2 separate regions of the Homo sapiens genome follow, and region 2 is linked to region 1. A link is an interaction called in ENCODE POLR2A ChIA-PET data of the cell type or tissue named here. Cell type or tissue: HepG2. All regions are shown on one strand. Each heading gives the region's core, and the rest is flanking DNA. Links, peaks and the distances in the headings are about the cores only. Region 1 overlaps ATXN1 (ataxin 1). Region 2 overlaps ATXN1 (ataxin 1).

Region 1 (10,234 bases), core at 1,296-9,295:
TAAGGATTAAAAGTCACTGCCGTGATTTATAAGCTATTTCAACTAAACATTGTAAACTTTGGACTATTTACTTTTCAGTGGGAGAGATCATTCCTTCCAGAGATAGAGTAACATACTATATTATCATTTTTCCTACTTTTAAGTTTCCAGGTGTAACATCTCTGGGGACATTTTCATTTTATTAAAAAATAATAATTTTTGTATGATCCTTTAAACAACAATCTATCCTTCTGCAGTTGAAATGAGTTCAACTACCCACAGTCAGCTTACACATAACTTATTACTATAAATCAACTATAAAAACTAAGCTACAATCATTACTTAATCCTAAAAGGAGGAGGAAGAGACAAAACTCAAGTACAATCTTTTATAGATAAAATCATGTTCTATATCACCCCTTTGGATAAACCTTTTATTTATGAATCTAGCGCATTTCCCCTCGTAGGCTAAATTTCCTTAAGCTTTTCTGGACAAATTCCCTGCATTCAACAGAATAAGTTCCAATGTTTAGTCAGAAAAGAGACTCTGGAGCATTAAGATAATTACACAATTTCAACTTCTAAGTATATATATTTTTAAAATTAATAACATAGTGCACTTCCTTACTTAGAAGGAAATTTAAATTACAAAGAATCTGACATTTTGAAATTTCTGAACCCAAAAGCCATTAAAAAAATAGCCCATGAGCCAAGCAGCTTCACTAAATGTTTATCACAGTGTAACATTTCCACAGTATGAAAAGTTTCTGGCTATCATGCAATTTTAAATTCATGTCCATTTTCACTCGACTGTGTTTTTTTAACATAAGACTAAAGCATGTTGATTCTTACACAAATCATAAAAGAGACTATGAGGAAAGTTCAAAGTAACCTCAAGCATGATGACTTCACGTTCAAAAGATCTTTCTCATGTTAATAACATTTAAATCTCTGCCTGTGTGTGACTCACATGCCTCAGACTGGAAGTTCAGCCCAATCAGCTCTCCCAACTGATTGGTGAGGGAAGTACATACTTCATTGTCTTAAACCCCGAGTGACTGGCATTCCCTTTAACTGGGCAGTGTGTCTAAATATGGAAAAACTTCATGAGAAACTGAAACAGGCAAAGAGGAAAAATATTACTGGCACCAGTCCTTCAGTATGAATCGAGAGAAAATTCATGAAGTCTCCAAAAGAATTTTTTAGGTGTCTTTTTGATGAGCAGGAATTCCAGTGCCTAGGGCTTTCAGTTCTTTGTGCATCAAAGTTTTCTTCTAAGCATGTATGGTCATGGAAGAGCTGGAGTATCTTTCATGACAATGGCCTCTAATCAAACCCAGTGTTCACCCCTGAGAGACGACCTGTGCACTTCACTCCATCCATCACAGGCAACTAAATATACAACCAGGGCAAGCAACCCATGAACAGGGTGAAAAACAGCCACTGGAGCTGGCTATTTACAACCTTGCTCTGCTCTAAAACTTTCTACGGGACAACCATTCAGACCCGAGTTCTATGTACAATAGGTTTCAGCCTTAGCAAATTAGATAGATGCACTGACTTACTTGCTAAAGAACCTGAGGAATGACGCCTTAATTTTTATTATAGGATATATTAATAGTGTTTGGTAAAGCTGATATAGAGTCAGGTTTGATTGCTGATATAGAATCAGGTTTGATTACTGTCATGACTCAGAGGCTTTATAATTTGACATATTTTATCTGGATAACTTTAGATTTTTCCTGTTATTTTGGTACTGGGTTGCAGCACACAGGTGGCACCTAGTCTTAGGGCTGTGAGGATCCCGCCATGGCCTGAGCTCAGTCACTATTACCAGCTTCACCAGAGAAAGACAGGAAGTGGAGAAGTCCAGGCTAACATGAGTTTCCCAGAGAAACACAACTTATTTTAATGTCAAACCTGTTAAACTAAATTATGATCCATTTGAGAGAAGGCAGGTCAGATGACTAAAACTAACCGTTTATTAAGTTTTGAAGAATGGAAGTGGCTATATGGTTTTATAACATGATCCCTTGGAAAATTAAAATGAAAGTATGTTAACTTCCTATGGCTTTAAATGGTGTGTCTTGCTTGTAATGTTGGACACTGGACTCCTCTAGAGCCTTCTTAAGTACGAGAGCTGAGTTTTCTGTGTTTATTTAGGTTTCGAGAACTGCTATTTATTACTCCGATACTGCGTGTTTTCATTCCAGAGGAGTGTGATTGTTAATTTGTTATTGCGAGTTCCTTAAGGAGTCAAAACATCCAGAGAAAAGCATGAACTACACACAGCAATAAAGGCTAGAAAATGTCTCAACAACATGGAAATGACTCACTGCTAAAGACATGGGGGATTAAGAAACACTCTCCCATTCAATTCAGGGTAAATTTGTTCAGATGAAACAAACAAGAAAAAGAGCTAAATCCAGTTTTTGAATCAGAAACCGAATTTAGAAAAACATCTTGGTTGAAATGCCCTGTGAAAATAGTTTTAAAGTATTTCTCTTCCTTCCTCTCATCAGTAAGGTCAATAATCACTTGCACTCATTGTGCATATTTGGCCCAGTAGCTACTCCCACATTCTCACATTCAACAATATTTATGCCCAGATAAGGGAGAGAATCATCCTTTCACAAGCTGACTATGTTTATTCCAACATTTTCCTGCACCATTTTAAAGGAAGAGAAAAAAAGCATCAAAAGAAAGCTTAAGCGCTCCTAAGGGAAAAGACTCAATACATACAGACCTTTTTAATCAATTCAGATCCAAGTACACAAGGAACAAGTGCATATGGGCAGGAACGACTGGTAAATATTTGCTAAATAAAGGCAGCTGATATTTCTCTGCCCGCTTTGCCCCTAGCCCTCTGACTCCTCCTCCCCACAATACCCACATAATTTTCCTTTTGGCCATAATATAGAACTCAATCACCATATTAAGATGAAGCCCTAGAAAGTAGCTTCTTATACCCTGTGAACTGTAAGAGGGAGGGGTTCCAGCCGGGCACAGTGGCTCATGCCTGTAATCCCAGCACTTTGGGAGGCCAAGGCAGGCGGATCACCTGAGGTCAGGAGTTCAAGACCAGCCTGGCCAACATGGCAAAACCCCATCTCTACTAAAATACAAAAATTAGCTGGGCGTGGTGGCGTGTGCCTGTAATCCCAGCTACACAGGTGGCTGAGGCAAGAGAATCGCTGGAACCCGGGGGAGCAGAGGCTGCAGTGAGTCAAGATTGCATCACTGCACTCCAGTCTGGGTGGCAGAGCAAGACTCTGTCTCAAAAAAAAAAAAAAAAAGGGAAGGGTTCCCAGTTCTGCCCACTAACATTAAGAGATTTTCATATGTATAATATCTTAGTGTCACTGCTAAACTAAAACACTAAGGTAGAACTTCTCTTCGTAGATGATACCAATTATCATTTTAAAATGCAAATTACTAAGACCTCTTGCACCCAATTATGTATGACATAGAATAATTTCTTGGCCGGGCCCGGTAGCTCACACCTATAGTCCCAGCACTTTGGGAGGCCGAGGCGGGTGGATCACTTGAGGTCAGGAGTTCAAGACTAGCCTGGCCAACACGGTGAAACTCCATCTCTACTAAAAAGACAAAAAACAGCTGGGTGCCTGTAATCCCAGCTACTCTACTCAGGAGGCTGAGGCAGAAGAATCGCTTGAAGCCGGGAGGTGGAGGTTGCAGTGAGCCAAGATCATGCCATTGCACTCCAGCCTGGGCGACAAGAGCGAAACTTCATCTCAAAAAAAAACAAAGAATAATTTCTTAACAGGGTCCTACTTCAGATGGATTGCTCAAGAGTTCAGGCCATATGGAGTACAATTAGACACTGAACATACTACTTTCTGGATCTGGGCCAGTATGACAAATATTACAAAAGCTATTTTTTCCAGAAAGTCATCACAGTTTGAAACAGACAGTGACTTATTACCCTAAAGCCTTTTCAATTATGAAGTGCCTGCTCTGGTGTTACTACATATACAAAGGTGGTTACAAACATAAATAAGTAACCAAGTCTGTTTTCTCTTTCTCTCCTCTAGTAAATTATGTTAATTAAGCAAATTAAGATGATTAAAGTTCAAAATCTTTCATAATTGTTTACAATTTTCAAGTATCAGTAAAACCACAAAGCAAATAGATGTATTAAATATAATAAAAAAGCAATTAATTTTGGATCCATATATACTAGTAGGTAAGAGAAAAAATGGAAATAAATAATTCCAAAGTGAGGTTTGATGCTGAAAATTTGAACCACCGTCTCTGTCAATTATTGTAACACACAAAAAAGTTACTACATACTCAGTAACTGGGCTCAGAGAAGACATCTAATATGAATAAGAAAACAAGTCCAAATTACAATGTTTCAAGAAGAAATATAGTTTTAACTCTCTTAAGTACTTATAAAAAAATTTCAAAATGATCATCAAATTACTTAATGAATAGACTAAGAGAGCTTATATAATAATGTAATACAAATTATGTATATATAATCATATAATGCATGCAAACAGGAACTTCCAAAGTGCTTAAAAACAAATTTCCTTTATTACTGACTCTTAGCTGTTATTAGTCTGTGACATTATTTATATTATTTGTTAGCATAAAAAATCTTTTCTTCTTAGACATATTACTAATATAAATATTAATTCAATGTGTCCACAAATTCGGACTATAAAATGATCAAAATTAACAAAATTTCTGTCTACTGAAAGTGAAAATTCGTCAGAGACCGTTTCCTCCATTTACCAAGCCGAGATGCCAGTGGGCACAAAAATAATTTAAGCCACAACTGACCAACTTGAGACTGCACATTTGTTCATTCATTCGGGCCATACTTATTCACCATCTACTACTCTAAAATGGGGAAGCTGCAAGGGCAGCTGTAGAGGTCACTTGGTCTAGACCCTCATTTTGCATGAGGAGGCTGTGAGGATTACAGAGATTAAACGCCTGGAGCATGCTGAGTTTATCACAGAGAAAGGGCTGGAGAAGAGAGCAGGTCCCTTCCCTCCCTGCTCCTTGCTCTTTCTGCCACACTACCCTGGAGCTGAAAGGAGGCAAAGGCCTCCAGTCACATGGAGTCTGACTGGGACGCAAGACATCTAAGCCACAAAATGAAGCAATAAATGACATGATCAAATAAGCTGTGCGCACAGGGCAGTGGGGAGGGAAGTTGGTTTGGGCTGAAGCAGCTGGGGAAAACTTTCCGTCCCGGAGAAGTGGAGATTCATGCTGGGCATGGACAGTGGGGCAGAATGAGGACAGGTAAAGGCAGAGGGGCTGGGAACCCTCACAGCAAAGCAGGGTGGTCAGAAACAAACAGGATATGTATGGGCAACATCTGGGATGTAGGACAGAAACCAGGTTCTGCCCACCCTTTCTACAACTCAAGGTCTCCCTCTCACCAACTCCACTACACGCCATCACCCATATGCCTGGTATTTTGCCCTAAATGCTACACAAATAAGTTAGAAAACTCCAAAGGAGAATGGTAATATCATCATAGCAGGTGAAGTGTGAATACTAGGGGTATTACGTATATTGATTTTCTTAGTCCTTACATTGACTATAATCCCCACTCTTCAGATGAAGAAACTGAGGCACAGATAGGTTCAGGGACTTGGCCAAGGTGGTAAATGTCAAGGCTGGTATTCGAACTAGAGAGATATCAAAATTCTGGTATACCCAACCACAGATGAGGGACGCAGGCACAACCTTCACCAAGTGTGGATCCCAGCTGCAGGACAGCTTGGCATTCCCTTCCCCGTCACCCAGCTTCTATTCCTTCCCATTCTCCTTCTATTTATTCCTAGTTACTAAGAATTTTTAAGGTGCTATCACACCTCCAGGGCTACTTCCAAAAGCCTAGTCGAGCTGACTCAAAGGGAAGGTTCTTTAGGGACCTCAGCAATCCAAACACAGCAGACATCTGAGAAATCCTGAAACAAGTCTTCCTACAGAATGATGACTGCCTGCCTCTCTGGCAACTGAGAATGGGTTTTAAAAACATCCTCCTTTACTGTACAAAGTATCTGGTCACAAAGTTTGTTATTGGCAGAACCAGGATTAAAAATTATGACCTCTGCCTTTTTTCTCTCTCACCCTTATTCTCCCAAGGTGTATATTTATATGTTTTGCAAAGTAGCCAAAGGCAGACTTCAAAAGGAGCTTTCCTGTGGGGTGAGCGGTAAATGAATAACGGCTGGACTGAGAGAGCAAAGAGAAAATGAGTCATGGATATTGTGTTAAATATATAAGCGTTCGCTGGCTTTCTTTGAAATGTTTTCTCATCTAAACTTGGGAGCTGCTGGCTTTGTATTTACTCACCCTGAAACTGCATCTGGGACTCCGGAGTCAAGCTCTGAATAACATTCAAAGCCTGTATTCTTTCGTTCGAATTTTAGGCATTGCAACTTGTCATACCTATGTCTTTTACAGCAATGCAACTTAAATGAGGCAATAACTGAAATGGCTTAACCAGGGAGATGTGGTTTAGCACCATGTTGCAATCCAGCCATCCAACCCTCATGGAGGTCTCTGAGTTGGGGGAACCTACCAACAACTGGTTTACTGAGATCTCACAGCCCACACTATGATGCTTTGGGTGCCACTAACTAAAAGGTCCCTCTTTTTAATTATCTATTGCAACGGTTATATTTTTGTTCTATGGATTCTGGCCCTCCCACCTGATTCCTGACACAGAGAAAATGGCCCTCTGAACATCAGTCACGTAGGGTACTTAAGGACTAAGTGCTTAGCAGTCTGTTTGGCACACAGTAGGTGCTCAATAAATGTTGATTACCTTTCTTCCTTTTTCCCCAAATGAATGAAAAACCTCTCATCTCAGAGATGGCAACAGATTAAAAAAAGAAACTTCAAAAATTGGCCAAGCGCGATGGCGCACGCCTGTAATCCCAGCAATTTGGGAGGCTGAGGCAGGCAGATCACTTGAGGTCAGGAGTTCAAGACCAGCCTGACCAACACGGTGAAACCCAATCTCTACTAAAAATACAAAAATTAGTCGGGCATGGTGGTGCACGCCTGTACAGCTACTCAGGAGGCTGGGGCAGGAGAATCACCTGAACCCGGGAGATGGACATTACAGTGACGTGAGATTGTGCCATTGCACCCCAGCCTGGGCAACAGAGTGAGTGAGGCTCCGTCCCAAAATAAATAAATTAATAAATGGAAATGAACAATAACTTGGAATTTCCTTTATAAAATTAGATGTCTGCATATTAAATGAAGTTTGTTACTGCTTGATTACAATTTAAATTCAAGATTATCACTAAAAATCCCTTTATAGGTAGAAGTTAGGGAAAAAGATGTGTGAACGCAAAGCTTTCTGGAGTTAAAGGGTAAAACAGTATGTATATATATATATATATATAAATGTATTTATACATATATAATGTAATATAAAATATTTATGTACAATAATATATTTCTTAATTCTACAAAATACAGAAAGAATATTATAAGAAAATGTCCCACCTTCCTTAGGAACCATGTGTACCAAGACTTTTTAGGAATAGCACCCTGCCTGAAGATTGTATTCTTGCCCACTGTTCTTTCCTAACAAAATTTCCCTTCAAGTTCTCCTTTCGTTGTGAACTTCAGTTATTGCCTTTCCACTGGCTAAACACAACCACACATATCTTTCAAAAGCTAATTGAAGCATAAAGAAGTTAAACATGATTTATTCCAGGTCAAATTTCAAGTCAGTGGAAAAGCCATAAATACAGACCTTCCTCTTGCTGAGTGTTCTGGGTGCCGGGCCATGCTGCAGGGTGAAATTTTGACTTTTGATTGGTGTTTTCAAAATTCCTTTGTGTATTTAAAAGTAGCTCATATTGACAAGATAGAAGGAAGAAGCTTGGACAAATGTCATTAACGTTGCACAATTTCACATTCCTGGACCTATCACAGGTGCCACTGGTTATTAACATATGCATGTAAAACTCCCTGAAAGACACTGTATAACTGGCTCAAATGCCTACAAATGGAAGGAGGTTTAGTAGCCTAAAATATACTCTATTTTTCCCTTTAAGTGCAACTGAATCACAATCCACGAGAAGCAGTTTGTGCAAAAAAAAAATGCTCTGCATGTAAGAGCTACACTAAACTGCACTAGACCCCGTTCTAAGATAAGACCCGTATTAACAGAGCCAGGGAAGAATGAAAAGAAGATTCTGGGAGTGCAAGATGCATTCAGGGGAAAAAAACATCACAAGCACTGAGCTGCAATGAGAAATGAGGGCATCAGAGTCGTCATAAAAAAAAATCACAAGCATGTGCAGATTAGACAGATAACGAGAGAGGCTTTTTTTTTCTTTTCTTTTTTTTTTTTTTTTTTTTTTTTTTTTTAATAAAAACGGAGGTCATTCCTCTTGCTTTCAGGAGCTTGAAAAATAAACCAGAGCGACCAAGGGCTGCAAGGCTTTGACCTTCTGGTGAAGACAGCCTTTAGCAGGAGGAACCTAATCCCAGGAAGTTGTCTGTACTTTGCTTTCTGCTACCACACTAGAAGATTACTTGATCAAACAAATGGGCATTTTTCCCCATGATATCTCTGTATCATGAAAAAGTACATTTGTCATTTAATTTTTATCTAATTGTATTGCCGTTTCCTTCTCCGCCTCTTTCTCCCACCTACCCCCACCCCTCCTACACTGGCATTCTCTGTGGTCAAAGAATCTGTTTCAGTATTAGTGTTCAATATAGCAAATGTCAAGTAAACACTCTACACATTTCCTGTGCTATTTAAAGCACCCTAAGCAATTATTTGCTCTAAAGTATTAAACTGTAAATTTTCTTAGCTGGTGCCAATTCCTATAGTAATAGCTGTCACAGAAAAGTACTTTAGAGTACTCAAACACGGCTTTTAAACCGGCAACACTCATGCTACATTTGCCAAGACTTTTCTAGTTGTCATATTTTTATAGCATGTTTTTGAGACAATGGACTAACTGCAACAAAGTGTCATATGTAGCTCTTTTTTCATATTTGAAGCTTTATAGGCACACTGTAGTCTTTCAACATAATTTTTCTCCAAGCAAAAAGATGAGATAGAACATAAAAATAGGCAGACGCACATGGTCACACTTCAATCTCATCGTTATACTGCTTGGTGTTACAGGCCAGAATCATGACCATTGGAAAATATCACTCCGGCCGGGTGTGGTGGCTCACGCCTGTAATCCCAGCACTTTAGGAGGCCGAGGCAGGTGGATCACTTGAGGTCAGGAGTTTGAGACCAGCCTGGCCAACATGGTGAAACCCCGTCTCTACTGAAAATACAAAAATTAACCAGGCGTGCTAATGGGTGCCTGTAATTCCAGCTACTTTGGAGGCTGAGGCAGGAGAATTGCTTGAACTCAGGAGGCAGAGGTTGCAATAAGCCGAGATGGCACCACTCCACTCAAGTCTGGGTAACAGAGTGAGACTCCATCTCACACACACACAAAAAAAAATCACTCCATTTGATAAAGCTCCAAATCATAATAGCTGATAAAAGAGTCCCCCAACACTAGTTCTATAAAGGGTGCACACTGTATTTACACATACAAATGCATGCAGCACTTGAAAAATATTAAGCAACCAAAACATACATATGTAAATATGTGCAAAGACTAATATACTTCTACATGTATGCCCTTATTAAGTACTTTTATGTTTGACTAGATGTGCTTCTTTTGAAATCTTTTTAGCTTCATTACATGTTTTTGTAATTTCATGGAAGTAAATTAAAAGTAACATAGTTCTAAATCCTAAACAGCTAAGACTGCATTAAATTGCCACCTCCATCTACAGAATTGTATGGCCCTTGAAAAACTTCCATGGATGAGTGCAATTTGCAACCAAAACCAAAAGCCTCTTTACCTATTTTTTAAATGTAGTGAATTATTCAAACATATTTTCCAACCGATGAAAGAATTCTCTTATTCCTGCCATGCCGGGACCCATTCTGAGTTTTACACCCACCATACCAGGTATTACTACTTGCTGAAAGCCTGCATTAAAGCATTAAGGGACAACAACAAGGTTACATTATCTTAACATATTCCACTTAATGGTTTTTGATTGTGTTATGAAGTGCCCTCACATTGGTTCCCAAAAATGTTTGCTATTTTAAGAGCCACACTATTAAGAACCACAAGTCAGCCAGGCACGGCAGCTCATGTCTGTAATCCCAACACTTTGGGAGGCCGAGGCGGGAGGATGGCTTGAGGCCAAGAGTT
Region 2 (10,234 bases), core at 1,407-9,406, 54 kb before region 1:
TCACAAAGCACTGTTCTCTTTTTCCATCCGGCAGACCCCCTTGGTGTGCTCTACTACAAAAGGCAGTTTTCTGAATCACTGCTATTAATCAGTAAAGAATTGATGTCCCTATTTGGTGAATAGCAAACTGCTCCTATTGCTCTCTGAACTGAACTGAACAATCTTTTTTTTTTTTTTTTTTTTTTACTTTAAGTTCTGGGACAAATGTGCAGAACGTGCAGGTTTGTTACATAAGTATACATGTATCACGGTGGTTTGTTGTACCCTTCAACCCGTCATCTAGGTTTTAAGCCCCAAATGCATTAGGTATTTGTCCAAATGGAACTCAGCAGTCAGCAAAATATATTAAATTTGTCAGTTCTAGAATAACTCTTGTTGCCTACCTCCACATTCACATTGGTGATGTCTACTCCCTGTCCTCACTCCTGAGCACCTGTCACCTCAGACCACACCACTGAAGCTGACCACCCCATGACCCCCAACCAAGAAAGGGTAAGCCAACACAGAGAAGCCAGGGTGGGCGCTCAGAGAGACTCCTGGGTCTGGTCACTTCTGTGGGTCCACTAAGCCTGTTCCTGGTACCCCAATATCACTAAGTGGCCCAACTTAGAAATACTAGAATCAACTCCTCTGCCTTCCCCCTTATTCCACAGGTCAGCAGGGACCAAATCCTATCAATTCTATTTCCTGGTTATGCTACTTGAATCCTTCCCTTTCTGCCTCTCCAGCAAGTCTGGCTCTGCCGTCACTCACCCCTCGTGCCCTCTCACCCAGATGTCTGCCTGCTCTCATGGTTCTCCAATCACCTCTCCAGAATGCCACAAAAGCTGGCTCTAGAAAATACAGATCTGATCCTTGTACTCTCCAAACTGAAAACCATGGTGACTGCAGTATACTCTCCAAACTATCACTAAAGAGGAAGGGGGATGTGAAACATATACAGTACATTACTCTCTGCGATCTTCCTCTGTGCTATCAACAAGCAAGAAAAAAGAGATCTGGAGAAAACAGATGTGGAGGATACATGCAGAGGACCAAGAACCAAGATTTTATTCAGATTTCCTTCCGTTTTTACTTGGCTCATCTATATTTTGGGTCAGTTTTTTAGAACTCAATTTGACTTTTAATCATTAAAAATGATCCTAGAAGCATGTCCTGTGAGGCACTGCCAAGTCGCATTGATGCATTTCATTACTGCTTGAAAGGCCACATATTCAAAACACTACTAGAAGTCAGGCTAAAGAAAATAAAATGATTTTGGATATTTTTAAGCAGTTACTAAAACAGAAACAAATGTTATTTTTAATCTCTGGCTCACTGTAAACTGACAAGATATGAATATGAATTTTACCAAGTAATGTATAATAACTGCTTCTGCTCACCACAACCACATGCCAACAACTCAATTTTATATTTCATTTCGATGTTACATGTGGAACATATAATCTAGATTACAAACCATCCTCATTACAGTCCATTTACTCTAGCTAATTTTTGATAGCATGACATCATTAGCATAAAAAAGCTTAGTGAATAACTATTCTGAAATTTGCTTTTATAAAAGTCCTTGCAAAGTTTTACATTTCTAAACAAGTGAAAACCAATAGCTGAAAAATTGTAAGATGATGCCATAATTGTCCAAATGTTGCTCAGTTCACCAACAGGCTTACTGAGTAGGTTCTTTAGAAAGAAATTCTGCCAGGTAGTTTGTAATAAGAAGTATCTGCTATGGATCATGCCTTTACAAAGTTTACATTCCAGCAGGGAGGAAAGCATGTACACAATTGGCACTTTTCTTTTCTTTCTTTTTTTTTTTTTTTGCAGTAACGTAACAGAATAAGAGAAGTACAAAAGAGCTACAAAGTCTCAAAAGAGGAACCATTTTATGCAGGAGAGGGTATCAGGAAAGATTCTGGTAAGAAAGTGGGCCTCAGGAGCTAGGCAGATGGGAATTTTGAACTCTAAGTGTCTATTTCTGAAGTGAAACTAATCAATGTGTTTCTACAGTTAACATTTATTGAGCAACTACTATGTGTCACAAAGTTCATAAATGTTATCTCTAAGCTTCCAAACAAACATGGAATGACAGCCTGGTTACAAATGATTAAAAAGGGACTCACAGAGTCTATTAACATTCCCAAGAGTCATTAGTTCTTACTGAACATTAGTAAGCCAAAGGCATATTTATATCAACACAAGAGTTAATCACACAGAAAAGATGACAGTCTTAATTCGAACAATCAAGGGTCAAAATCATTATATATTTTGAATACGAATATGGTTGAATATGACAAGGATTTGAATACGTCAAAACACAAATCACATTCCCTGACATGTAACTGAAATGACAAGAATATCAAGAACTTAAGTACATGTTTATTCTAACCTCTAACATCAGTATTATGCAATGATTTCATTTTAAACTAAATGATTAAAATGTACCTTTGTTTTAAAATAGGTATTTGAGTTTCTACAGCAGTGTTTCTCCAAGTGTGAGCCAAGGACCTTTTATGTTAAATGAATCACAGGAGGGTGCTCGTTAAAAGTACAACTCCTGGGCCCCACCCCTGACCTATTTAACATACTTTAAGGCCCAGGAATCTGAATTTTCAACAGGACTAAGTTGTATATTCAAGTCCTAGGGCCTCTGGTCTAGAGTTTCCTCCCCACACCTTTCCCCCCAACACGTTTCCCTCTTGTTTACTCCCTTACTGAAATGTGTCTTTGCCAATTTAAACAATTACTTTTCAACATCCTCCAAATGTTTTCTGTGTCATACTGCATTAAAAGAAAAATTACTTCTAAACACTAAAATTATACCACAGGAAAAAAAAAGGCTTTTTTAAAAACCCATTTTTATAACACTTCTTTTGCTACATCTAGCTCAAGTCAGCAAAATGTGGCTCTAGTAAATGCCTTGGAGTCTGTGGTAGGCACAACAAGGGACCTTCAAACATACCCACGTCCTAATCCCCAGAATCAGTCTGTGAATTCGTGGTAAAAGCGATTTCACAGATGTGATGACATTAAGGATCTGGAGATGGGGAGATGATACAGGTGGGTCCAATGTAATCGCAAGGAAGTTTAAAAGTCTGAGAAGGAGGAAGAAGTGTCAGAGGAAGATTCAACTATGGAAACACAGCACAGAGAGATGCAACATTGATGGCTTTGAAGATAGGGGAAGGGGCCAGGAGCCAAGAAATACAATGGCATCTAGACAATGGAAAAAGGTGGGCCAGGCACGATGGTTCATGCCTGTGATCCCAGCACTCTGGGAGGCCGAGGCGGGTGGATCGCCTGAGGTCGAGAGTTCGAGACCAGCCTGGCCAACATGGAGAAACCCCACTCTAGTAAAAATATAAAATTTAGTTGGGTATGGTGCTGGGCTACTCCCAGCTACTTGGGAGGCTGAGGCAGGAGAATTGCTTGAACCTTGGAGACGGAGGTGGCACTGAGCCAATATGTGCCACTGCACTCCAGCCTGGGCGACAGAATGAGACTCCGTTCCCCCCCGCCAAAAAAAAAAAAAAAAGAAAAGAAAAGAAAGAAAACGGAAAAGGCAAGGATATGAATTATTCTCTAGAGTCCCTACAGAGAATGAGCCTGGCTGACACTTTGATTTCAGCCTGGTGAGACCTGTATTGGATTTCTGACCTGCAGAACTGTCAGATAAAAACAGTTGCTTTAAGCCACAAAGTTCCTGATAAGTTGTTACAGCAGCAATGAAAAACTAACACAGGTGCTTTGAAGAAACTCAGGTCACCTCTAACACAAAGGCCATGGCCCAGCCAGCCACCCACATACTTTCCGGCTTTACCAAACACATAAAGACAGAATCCCAAATATTAATTTGGCACAAATGGGATATGGCCCGGGTAGTTTATTTTCATGCAATGCTGCTACCTCTTTTCTCCGTTTCCTTCCTTATCCTGCTCTTCCCACTCACGCCTGCAGCTTACCTCCTCACCTTTGTCAAGGCAGGCTGATTTATCAGCTTGGAAACTATGAGAAGGAAAGGGTCTAAGGCAGGGTTTCTCAACTCCAGCACTATTAACATTTTGGGCCAGATGATCCTTGGTTGAGGCAGAGGACTGTTTGGTGCATTGTAGGATATGATATTGATTGATTGATTGATTTTTAAAAATCATTCATTCATTCATTCATTCAAGAGACCCCTGACTCTGCTGCCCAGGCTGGAGTGTAGTGACGCCATCACAGCTCACTGCAGCCTCAAACTCCTGAGCTCAGGCGATCCTCCTGCCTCGACCTCCTAAAGTGCTGGGATTACAGGTGTGAGCCAATGCCCCCAGCCCCATTGCAGGATGTTCAGCAGCATTTCTGGCCTCTACTCACTAGATGCCAGTATTGCTACCTTGTTTTCCCATTTGGGACGATCAAAAAGTGTCTCCAAACATTGCCAAATGTCCTGAGAGGGCAAAATGGTCCCCAGTTGAGATCCACTGGTTGACAGCATGTGGCAGTTAATGTGGTGGTCTGTGTTCTCTCCATCAGTTCCCTCCCATACATGGAAATGCTCTAACGTGTTTTATATATATATATATTCTTACATTGCTGCTGGTCTCATTCAAATGAGTCTCCCAAGGATTCAGTCTGTTTGACATTTTAAAACAGCTCAAACTCAGAATTCAACCACAGGACTTTTTTTTAAAATGGCCCCACTATACTTATTCCCAGCCACAGGCAAGGGAAACATGGCTTTTCCACAATGACCCGCAGCCCAACCTAGCCAACAAGCTCACAATTCATCCATACTGCTGCTACAGAGGCGACAGAGGTCAGCACTTGCTATTTGACTGTTACAGAGAACTTTCTTTTTTTTTTTTTTTTTTTTTTTTGAGACGGAGTCTCGCTCTGTTGCCAGGCTGGAGTGCAGTGGTGTGATCTCGGCTCACTGCAACACTGCAAGCTCCGCCTCATGGGTTCAAGCGATTCTCCTGCCTCAGCCTCCCAAGTAGCTGGGATTACAGGCGCCCACCACCACGCCCAGCTAATTTTTTTTTTTTTTGTATTTTTAGTAGAGACGGGGTTTCACTGTATTAGCTAGGCTGGTCTCAAACTCCTCACCTCATGATCTGCCCACCTTGGCCTCCGAAAATGCTGGGATTATAGGCTTGAGCCACCACGCCCTGCCTACAGAGAACTTCCTAAAGTTCACTGCAACTTTATTACCTAGATTTCATTAATAAAAATCCTTTCAATCAGAAGGTTTAGCACAGTGTAGACCAAAGAGATCATTCACTGAAAGGCTGGCTCTGATGGCAAAACAGATGGTTTGGAATGAGATCCTGGGAAATGGCCACTGTACTGGAGTAAGAAATCAATGCTCCTAGAGAAACAGATCATTTCCTCAGCAAGTTTTTGCCAAGAACATGACTTAAACAAACATGTGAAAAGATCCTGTTTTGTGTAGTTCTGAATTCTGCTCAGACTTTCAATTTCAAAATAACAAAGCAGTAAACTGGAAACATAGCCCCCATTCTTTCTGAAATCTTAAACAGACTGCAGCTTCCAAGGTTGGATGTGAAATTCAGAGGCACACAACTCTTTTGGTAGAAAGCTGCAGCCCAGCAGAGCTCTCTGAAGTCTAGGGGGAGGTGGGTGTCTGTGTTGTAGATTGGTGACTTTATAGAATGTGCTTCCAGGAATGTGAGCATACACACCCCTGGCAACTGAAAGTAACCAATGGCTTTTTAACAGATCCACTTTATTTCAACGTTTGGAGATTAACCCGCAATCAAATACTGCCGTATGAGTCCGTGCTAAGACTTCATCATTTCACATTTTCTGTCAAAAGCCTTTCTTCAATTGCACCATAGTCCCATAAAATCTGAAAATATCACATGACTGAGGATCTAAGAGCCAAGGTCCTGAATCACACAACATACTCATTAGGGAATCTTCTCCCTTTCCCCCTTTCAGATATTTTAAAATTAAAACGAAGGGTGGAGGGAATTTATATGTAATGATATTGGCCTGATGGCAGTCAACTTATGGCACACATGAAGGCGAAAGGAGCAGGGAAAGTTTTTTCAGGGAGAGGTGGAGATGGAGCCTACATATATTTAAAATTGGAGGCCAGGTGCGGTGGCTCACGCCTGTAATCCCAGCACTTTGGGAGGCTGAGGCTGGCGGATCATTTGAGGTCAGGAGTTCAAGACCAGTCTGACTGACATGGTGAAGCCCCATCTCTACTAAAAAAAATATATAAAAAAAATTAGCCAGGCATTGTGGTGCATACCTGTAGTCCCAGCGACTCGGGAGGCTGAGGCAGGAGAATCACTTGAACCTGGGAGGTGGAGGCTGCAGTGAGCCAAGATTGCACCACTGCACTCCAGCCTGGGTGACGGAGTGAGACTCTTTCTCAAAAAATAAATAAATAAATAAAAATAAAATAAAATTGTGATGCAAGACACTGCCAAAGGAGAAGCGGACAGGGTTATGGGGAAGGAACATACACATCATCATACATGTCTCCAATATAGAAAAATGCTGCATTCCCAAATGCTGCATTATGAATGAAAACATCAAGGCAGGTAACACCATGAAGCCTGTGTCTCTAATCTGGCTACCCAAATAAGGCTACTAATGCTCATCAACAGGGTAGTATTACATTGGTAAGTGTGAGTGAGTTTGCAATTCGATGAAAAAAATATATATACAACTGAAGATTTCTAAAAGATAATTCACTAACTTACATTCACCCTTTTACATGGCTAGTCAAGAAGAGCAAAAGAATGCTCTTACATGGACTGAGACTCAGGTTTTAAGACCCTGCCAGATTTAATAACCTCTAACTTTTTACCTTGAAAGTTACTGAAGTATATAACACAGTTGTATAAAATCAATGTACAAAGTAGTACATTATTTCAAAACCCACAATTAACAGCCTATGAAAACCAACTCTTTCTGGTATTAGCACTAGTTTCATACATCCTTTTAAATGTTAGGGACATTGAAACATCTTACTTCTTCATTACTGAGTGCCTACTTTGTGCTAGGCCCTGAGGATACACATGAGTAAAATATGGTCCTTGCACTCTCCATCTAGTTGTGGGGAAAATAAACAAACAATGGCAGAGTATGCCACGATTATGAAAGAGGAAAGCAGTCTGAGTGGTGGAATGGATTCTTCTTCCTATAAAAAGAATATAAAATTGGGTTTCCTATCCTGATTCCCAACTCACAAATTAAAGTTTCGGTTATGGACTGCTTGTTGTGATAAAATAATTTTAGTATGATTCCTTCTGGTTGGAAACATCTTCCTACCAGATTTAACTACAAAACTGACCTCTACTCTGGAATGTTCAACTGGCCAAGAAAAGTGTTACATCAACACCAATCACTTTTTTTTTTTCTATTCCATCACAAGATTGGGGATATCATTGTGTTCCTTTCCTCTTATGTCCACTGAACCCTCTGCTGTATTTTGTAGCCTTTCAGATCTAGGCGTTTGTCTCATTTTGCTGTTTCATTTTATTTTCACTTAACTAGTTAACACTTTTTTTAAAACAATGAATGAATCATGTCTGTAGTGGCCACTGCGAGCAAAGCACCATGGGAAATGTAAAAAGGAACAAGAGGTTGTCCTTGTCCTTAAAGATTTCCAACCTGAGTCAGGGAGACAAACATGTAAACAAACAATACGGTGTGAATCAAGGGGAATGTGGGTGAGCGCTGAGAGATGACGAGCAAAGAACTCTGCTGGCAGAGAGCTCCCAGCTGCAACACAGGCATTAATTACGTGTGCTCTGGGAGAGGGGAGTCTTCTATTTTTTGATTCCCCTCCCCAGAATCAGTGCTATTTGAAAATCCCACGTAGGTAAGAGGACAGGGAGGCATACAAAGCCTAGCCATGTTATTTTTACAAGTCAAATATGCTACTGCGTTTATCTAATACTTAGATAAAAATTATTTTTCAGGCCATTGCTTATTGAATTTTCTCTCTGTGTCCTCATCATTAGGTCAGGAGTGGTTTCCAGTAGGTGCTCCACAAAGAGCAAAAAGATGGGGATACAAAACTTGTATAGTAGAATTTTTTTTCCAAGTCCTATTTATCTCATCTGTTTTGCCTGTATCTTGCTTCATTCACACCAGAAAAAGCTGACACATTTGTGCCGTTGTCTGCTGAAGGTTAGTCTTCATGAAATTTAACATGAACATTTGTCCTTTCAAGCAGCTAATTCCTTTTTAAGCAGCTAAATGTTCACCTATGTCTTTCACGGGATGACTAATTGTGAATGTAAGCAAGACAACTGATGAAATTCAGATATAATTGTTTACAATTTTCTATTACTGCTCTTAATTCATTCTGTTTCTGTCAACTATCATACCCTATTTTCTATATTTACAGTGCACTTGAAATTGTTTATGCAACTTAAAAAAATTAAATGGTCATCTGAAAAGTGTTTGGTGCACTCGAATGAGATTTTTTTCTTGCAACTTTTATCAGGGGCTGTTTGCCTAAAAACTTGCTGCTCTAGCCAAAATGTTTTTAGCACAAAATTCTAGCAATAACCTCAGAGCTATCTTTTCTTTGCCACTTAATTTTACCAAGAGCAAAAAGAAGGGAAAAAAAAGTCTCTTCATTTTGCCATTGCATGGCAAAAATGCACATTAACTTAACTCTTCTATGGCAGAAATACAAATGAAATATGTCCAATGCCAATGTTTAAGTTACTTTTAGGATTTCCGTTGACTATCTTATTTTTTCATAATCTGACTTCTTGGATATCTATTTTAATTCTTTTGATTTTGAGAAAATGTACATGTTTGTACCAATTCTAAAGTCTCAGCCAACTATTCAATATTTTCAGCGATTTAGGTAAATCTTACTTCAAATTCTTACTAACAATGCCACATAGTATACCAATCATTATCATTTTTATTCTATCTTATATTAGAAGATGGCTTTTAAGCCAAAATGTTATTTTCTTACAGTTAGTTTGATATGCTATGCTCACAGAGAACCTGGCTGTCTTTTGGCTGGGATGTTCCCAGCTAAAAATGAGAAATCAGAGACAGAAAGCTGAGTAGGAACATAGGATGTGGAATTAAGATTGACCTTTATAGAATATTTTTATCATTCCTAAGAGATTGGAATATTCAGCATACTAATAATTTTCTGATTTAAATATAAGTAGACATCACCATATTAATTTCACCAAAAAAAATGTTTAAGTTAATTTATCAAAAGGAAGGCAGGGAAAGAGAAAAAGAAAGGAGTGAAGGGGCTGGGTGCGGTGGCTCACGCCTGTAATCCCAGCACTTTGGGAGGCCGAGGCGGGTGGATCACCTGAGGTCAGGAGTTCGAGACCAGCCTGACCAACATGGTGAAACCCCATCTCTACAAAAACATACAAAATTAGCTGGCTGTGGTGGAGCATGCCTATAATCCCAGCTACTTGGGAGGCTGAGGCAGTAGAATCGCTTGAACTCGAGAGACAGAGGTTGCGGTAAGCCGAGATCACGCCACTGCACCCCAGCCTGGGCAACAAGAGTGAAACTCCATCTCAAAAAAAAAAAAAGAAAGGAGTGATGGAAGAAAAGATGGATGGATGGATGAATAGATGGATGGATAGGTGGGAGGGTGGATGGATGGACAAATAGATAGATGGATGAATGGATGGGTGGATGGATGAATAGATGGATGGAAGGATAGATGAATGGATGGGTGGGTGGGTGGACGGATGGGTGGAAGGATGAATAGATGGATGGATGGGTGGGTGGATGGATGGATGGATGAGTTAGTGGGTGGATGGATGGATGGATGGATGGATGGATGGATGGATGGATATATGGGTGGGTGGATAGGTGGATGGGAGGATAGATAGATGGATAGGTGGGTGGGTGGATGGATGGATGGATGGATGGATGGATGGATGGATGGAAGAATACAAGGGAGGAAGGAAAAAAGGGAGAAAGGGGGGACAGAAGTAGGGAGGCAAAGAGAAGGGAAATATAGTGGAGTGAGTTTTTATGTGGGCGGTTAAGTTCAAAAGTTAAGCAAAAGTCATATATAGTCAAAATTAACTTTGAAAATCCTTTGGCTTTCCCACAAGACACTCCACACAGGATTTTATGTATACTGCACAATCCTTTACTGCACTTTTCATGTACACTGAAGTGTGATAACTATTGGGTTAGACTACAAGAAAGAACTCAATGGAAGAACACATGTAAAAGTCTGTACATTCAAACCATTCCTCTTTTAAAA

The links. Peaks named below come from ENCODE experiments on the same cell type or tissue, not always from the same donor. Only the 100,000 strongest peaks of a DNase experiment are listed, where the experiment ranks them.
Region 2: POLR2A ChIA-PET joins it to region 1 with 5 read pairs; 9 of 35 experiments call an interaction of 5 or more read pairs at or near these places.

What each region holds. Positions count from the first base shown.
Region 1 is chr6:16,723,124-16,733,357 of GRCh38, forward strand. All of the region lies in intron 2 of ATXN1 (ataxin 1), which reads right to left. Among named protein-coding and RNA genes, the nearest start is that of ATXN1-AS1, 33 kb to the right of the region's middle. RefSeq lists an enhancer at 620-1,232. In HepG2, for the core only: no CTCF peak of the experiment used is centred there; DNase peaks (open chromatin) are centred at 3,848, 5,098, 6,198 and 7,888; H3K4me3 peaks cover 959 bases.
Region 2 is chr6:16,669,505-16,679,738 of GRCh38, forward strand. The region is part of intron 2 of ATXN1 (ataxin 1); the gene reads right to left. Among named protein-coding and RNA genes, the nearest start is that of ATXN1-AS1, 87 kb to the right of the region's middle. RefSeq lists a silencer at 1,192-1,271 and an enhancer at 2,806-3,307. In HepG2, for the core only: a CTCF peak has its summit at 4,343; DNase peaks (open chromatin) are centred at 5,657, 7,077 and 7,665.